Linked DNA regions of Mus musculus: region 1 is linked to region 2. Evidence: chromatin loops called from intact Hi-C (ENCODE). Cell type or tissue: left cerebral cortex. All regions are shown on one strand. Each heading gives the region's core, and the rest is flanking DNA. Links, peaks and the distances in the headings are about the cores only.

What was found. Hi-C counts contacts between places; a loop is a spot of excess contacts. Peaks named below come from ENCODE experiments on the same cell type or tissue, not always from the same donor. Only the 100,000 strongest peaks of a DNase experiment are listed, where the experiment ranks them.
Region 1: it touches region 2 in a loop (10-fold over the local background); 1 of 42 quality-filtered maps calls a loop at or near these places.

What each region holds. Positions count from the first base shown.
Region 1 is chr16:48,593,773-48,596,694 of GRCm38, reverse strand. All of the region lies in intron 20 of Morc1 (microrchidia 1), which reads right to left. Among named protein-coding and RNA genes, the nearest start is that of Gm41458, 19 kb to the left of the region's middle. In left cerebral cortex, for the core only: no CTCF peak of the experiment used is centred there; no DNase peak of the experiment used is centred there.
Region 2 is chr16:48,515,511-48,518,432 of GRCm38, reverse strand. The region is part of intron 14 of Morc1 (microrchidia 1); the gene reads right to left. Among named protein-coding and RNA genes, the nearest start is that of Morc1, 86 kb to the right of the region's middle. In left cerebral cortex, for the core only: no CTCF peak of the experiment used is centred there; a DNase peak (open chromatin) is centred at 1,113.

The DNA.
Region 1 (2,922 bases), core at 236-2,735, 78 kb before region 2:
TGTGTGGACTAACTAACGTTCATTGCATGGATGCAGAAAACGAATGGCCTACACTGGCTGAAAGGCCAAGCATAAATTTAAAATGCTGTGGCAGTGACAACAGTCTACACAGCCTGAAGCAACTGCAGGCGAAGCAGATGAGCCCAAGACCTGGGGAGTAAAGCAGGGGAGTGTTACCAGTGACACAGCGCACGGGAAAGGAGGACATTAAAAATACTGGACAGGGCAGGGCCCATGCCCAAGAGCAGATGGACAATATAAAGAAATTCAACAGCACCTCTGGGATTTCCTTGTCTCATAATGTTGTGATGTTGTGTCTATACTTTTTGTGTTTGTGTTTTTGTTTTTGCTTTTTGGTTTTTTGGTTTTTTGAGACAGGGTTTCTCTGTGTAGCCCTGGCTGTCCTGGAACTCACTTTGTAGACCAGGCTGGCCTCGAACTCAGAAATCCACCTGCCTCTGCCTCCCAAGTGCTGGTATCAAAGGCGTGCGCCACCACCACCTGCCTGTTTTTTGTTTGGTTGTTTGGTTTTTAATCCTACAGATTCTTTGTGTACATATCATGGCTTTTTGTGTTTTTAAGGAATTCCTGAGCATACAAATGTGTGTGTCTCTGCTCTGTATGTGTTCTCATGTTCCCCCCTCCAGCCCCCCCCCCCAGCTATTTCCTCTCTTAGTTTGTTTAGTCTTATTCCAATTTGATTTTATCATATTTTTATTTTATTTTTATTCTTAGTTGCCCTTTTTTTCTAACTAGAGACAGAAAGGGTGTGGCTCTAGATGAAAGGGGAGGTAGGAAGAAACTGAGAGGAGATGGGAAAGGGAAAACTATAATCAGAATGTAGAGTGTAAGAAAAGATATTTTCAATTAAAAAAAAAAAAGAAACAGACTTCAAGGAGAGAAAATGGAAGATGTTAGGGTAAGAGAGGAAACTGTTAGAACACTGAGCCCTAACAGTGAGGTCACCTGGGAGGACAGATGATCACGTGACTGAACCCTAAGAAATGGTGAGGTTGAATTACAATGTACAGGGCAATTGGTGCTATCATCATTTCATTTGAGCTAGAGAAACTGTCAATTCAAGAGCCAGTGAGGTACCCAAAGTCAGAAGGGAGGAAAATTAAATGCCCTACTGTGAAAATGAATCTTGTCTAAAGGCAAGTGGGTAGACATTATTAACACAGTCGGGGAAAAATATGCTAATCAGAATGAAATTGTTCCCTAGACAACATGAAACCAGTACAGTAGAGCACAGCCAGGCATGAGGTAAGGGCTTTCTATGGTGGGCTGCACACACCATACATCTCAGTCTCTTATACTTGGGAATAAGGCTCCAGGCTCTACAATCAATTAAGCACACTAACATAATAAACAGTAGCATGGTAAGTGAAGGGAGAGTGTTTTGTGTTGTGTTTATTTTTCTTCCTTAAGTAACAGCCTCTTGTTCCACTGTTAACACTGACTGCTGTCCTCCCTCCTATTCAACAAGCAGAGCATCCAAATGAAACACACATAAACACACGTGTGCACATGTGAGTGCACAAACACACCCATCCACTGCACCACATGCACGCACGCACACACACACACACACACACACACACACACACACACACACACAGTCAGAGGCATGCACACAGTAATTAAAAGATAACTGGGAACGAAGGATCATGGGGCTTAAGAAGCTTCAATTTTTTTTTTTTAAAAAGAAAATACAGATAAGCGTTCACAAGTAATTATGTCCTAGTTGAATTATTCCAACTTCAGCCAAACAGAAATTAATATGCATCTCAGTAATGTGCACTTATGCAAATTAATTTGTTCTATGAATTTGAAAATGAATACCCTGATAAGATCACAGAGTCACAAAGAAATCACCCACCACACCCACAAAAATTCATCAGAACTTACGAAATACACCATACAAAGGCACATAGGTAGTTTCCAAATAAGCACTTACTAAAATCTTGTGCATGGTTTAGAAAAGATGACGATGTAACAGCTTCATGAGAAGCCCATGAAGAAGCTGATGCATCTGCAAAATAAGTGGCAGCGCTAACAGTCTCAGGTGCAGCTGTGTCAAACTGTACATCACAGAGGTCTTGTGGTTAAAACGCTGCAGCGGCTCTCCCTTCCTTCTCAGCTTCTGGTTACATTCTGACCTCTTTTCTAACTTTGAAGATGCTTTCATGTTTACTTGCTAGATTTTGGTTCCTTATCATTGATATTAAGGTTTTTATTTTTCTGCTCCCATACATAAATTATTCCTTTTCAACTTTCTTTCTCATTTCCCTCCCTTCCTTTCTTCCTTGCTTCCTTGCTTCCTTCCTTCCTTCCTTCCTTCCTTCCTTCCTTCCTTCCTTCCTTTCTTCTCTTTCTTCTCTTTCTTTCTCTCTCTCTTTCTCTCTCTCTCTTTCTCTTCTGATGGCTTCTTAAAATGCTAGCAATGGCTTCGTGTGATGTCTGGAAGTAGCAAGACTGGACTCAAATGTAGAAGGGAGCAAATTAGCCACAAAGTCCTAGCTAAGGGGTGGGAAATGAGCACATGGGACTTGATGGTGCTCTGTTTGAAATTTTCCATATTTAAATTCTCTAAATAAAACTTCTTTATAGTCCTGTAGTGGGTGGTTCTAATGCTGCTTGTATTCTAATGCTAAATATGCGTTCTCAAGATATGGTTGCCCCCATGGGGAGATCCTCATGTACACCAGGTGATGCTATGTGAACCTTGCTTCCCAATTCAACTGGTCAATTAAAAGCTAGAGCCTGTGATTGGGCAGTGGAGGGAGAAAGATGGGACTTGAGGATCAAGTGAGGGGTTTGCAAAGGCAGGAAGGGAAGAAAAGAAGGAAGACGAAGGTGGAGGAGATTGCCATGAAAGGCGATGGACCGTGAGCACATGGCCAGAAGAAACAGTAAGTA
Region 2 (2,922 bases), core at 175-2,674:
GAGATCTGATTTTAAATCAGAGTTTTGCTTTTCTGGTGTGTTGGGGTATCCAGGGCTCACAGGGTGGAAGAACTGGGTTCTGATGATGCCAAGTAGCCTTGGTTTCTGTTGCTTATGCTCTTGCCCTTGCCTCTCAACATCTGGTTATCTCTGGTGTTAGCTGACCTTGCTGTCTCTGACAGTGGCTTGTCCCTCCTGCAAGCCTATGTGTCAATAGTTCTTGGAGAACAGTTCTCTCTGGGAGGAATTTAAGTATGAAGAGATGTGGCACAGGGTCAGCTCAGGGGGTGCAGACAGAAACCGGAAGGATCCTGTCCCTGGCTGTTCCTTGGTTCTTGTGTCCTGGTGGATCTGGGTCGGTCCCTCTTGGCCACAGGTCCTGGGAGACCTGCTCTCTCTCAGTGGTATTTGGGTATGGAGAGCTGCAGCAAAGGAACAGCTCTGGGCACTAGGGAAACCAGAAGGATCCTGTCCCAGGCTGCTCCTTGGTTCCTCTTAATGACTGAATTCTAATTTATAGTGAATGGACCATGGTCCATGTTTGCTACCTACTCCCATTGTCTTCCTTCCAGGAAGGAATGTTGTTAAAAAGCATTCTTCATCCCAAAATTAATCCATAGAGAGTTATAAGATTTAAAACACAATGTTAGTAATATTAATAGAAACAGATAAAGTATTTATTTTGAGCCATATTATATCACTTGAGAGGATTTTGAAGGAAAGTGGGGCATGTGGTACAGATAGAATAGGGACAGTAAATAATAGAATTGACATAGACATGCTAAGTAACATCTGACTAGAAGAAATGGTACCCACACACCAGGAAAAGGGGTTGAGTAAACTACACACACACACACACACACACACACACACACACACTAGAATACCCTAAGTATTATACCTCTTTCTGGGGACTTCATTCCTTACTACAAGGCCGGGAGGTTAAGGTCTGCACATGAGGTGTTTGTTCTCGTCACATCCTCTCTGTAATGCTCACTGTTTCCAGTCTGTACAATGAAAGCACTTGAAAACCAAGGAGCAAATGCTTGGCTTCTCTCTCACTGTTTATGATATTTATATCCTTCTATATGTTCTACAGCTTAAAGTAGATCCTGTCAATCATTGTGGTAATTCCTGTGCCTTGTATAACTTTACATATGTCTCTGAGGGGGAGATGTATACAGTATGGATGCTGCTGCTCATAGATCACAACACAGACCACAATATCAAGCACACCCTTGGTAGGGTACCTGTCTGCTTTGTTGTCCTGTGAATTTAAACATCCTTCCCTCTGTGTAGCTGGTGAGGAATTTTCAGGTGGAATTACAATGAGTACATAAGAAAAAAAAAAAAAAACCACTCTAAAGTTACTACTTCAAGCAGAGCAATAATAACATCTTAAGTTGTCCTGGCAATAGAAAACTATATTTGATACACTTGTATTATGCATACTTCAAGCCAGTCACTGAACAGATTCATAGTAGCTAACACATTTCCTTTATATAAATGAAGTGTTATGGCTGCCTATGTTAAAAAGTATTTGTGTAGCCGGGTGTGGTAGCACAGTCCTTTAATCCCAGCACTCAGGAGGCAGAGGCATCGGATTTCTGAGTTCGAGGCCAGCCTGGTCTACAAAGTGAGTTCCAGGACAACCAGTGCTATACAGAGAAACCCTGTCTCGGGGGGGGGGGGGGGGGAAGTATTTGTGTAATACATAGAACAGCAAGTCATTGTTTAAGTATGTCTGGAAAGTGAGGTGACACAGGTCAAATTTTTCAGATAACTATTGTTTATCTTTTAAGTTTAGAAACATTTAGTTTTAATTGAAATGTTACCAGTGTTAGTATCCTCTGTAAGTTTTTGACCTACAGCATACCATTTGACCTATCTACTGTCACATGAGTTGATATGAATTATTTCATGGTATGTGATAGCAAGAGATTCTTAGGAGCATGTAGGATTATGTGCTCTAGGAAGACTGTGGAGTCTCAGGAGACTCTCTGAGGGGCTTCCTCAATCTCTTGGAAACATTCTTCTGCCTCTCTCTGCCTCCCTTTTCCTCCCTCTGCCATGATCAGCTACCACAGCACACTGCTTTCCAATTGCTTTCCTCTTGAAATATCTGATCTGTTTTTGTGTGTGCATATGTGTGTGTGAGAGACAGAAAGGAGACAGACAGAGAGAAAGGAGAGAGACAGAGAAAGAGAGAGAGACGGGGAGAGAGAGAGAGAGACTTACTATGTAGTCCTGCGTGGCTAGCAATTCCCTATGTAGACTAGGCTGTACTAGATTTCAAAGAGAATCCACTTGCCTCTACCCACCAAGTGCTAGAACTAAAGATGTGCACCACAATGCCCAACTGATGCTTTGATTTTTTACGTGATATTCTGGGGAAGATTCTGAAATTGGCTCCCTTTTCACTTTTTTTTTCCTAATTAAATGTAGTTCTTTATTAGAGTTGCTATGATTGTGGTGTCTGTACACATAACACATAAAAAGTATTTGTGTAGTCGGGTGTGGTGGCACACGCCTTTAATCCCAGCACTCGGGAGGCAGAGGCAGTCGGATTTCTGACCAGCCCGGTCCACACATAAATGTGTTTTTTTGTTTGTTTGTTTTTTGTTAGATATTTTCTTTACTTACATTTCAAATGTTATCTCCTTGCCTAGTTTCCCCTCTGAAAATCCCCTATCCCCTCCCCCCTGCCCTGCTCCCCAACACACCCACTCCCATTCTTGGTCCTGATATTCCCCTATACTGGGGCATAGAACCGTCACAGGACCAAGGGCCTCTCCTCCCATTGATGACCAACTAGGCCATCCTCTGCTACATTTATAGCTAGAGCCACAAGTTCCACCATATGTTTTATTTGATTGGTAGTATAGTTCCAAGGAGCTCTGGGGGTACTGGTTAGAACCCAGA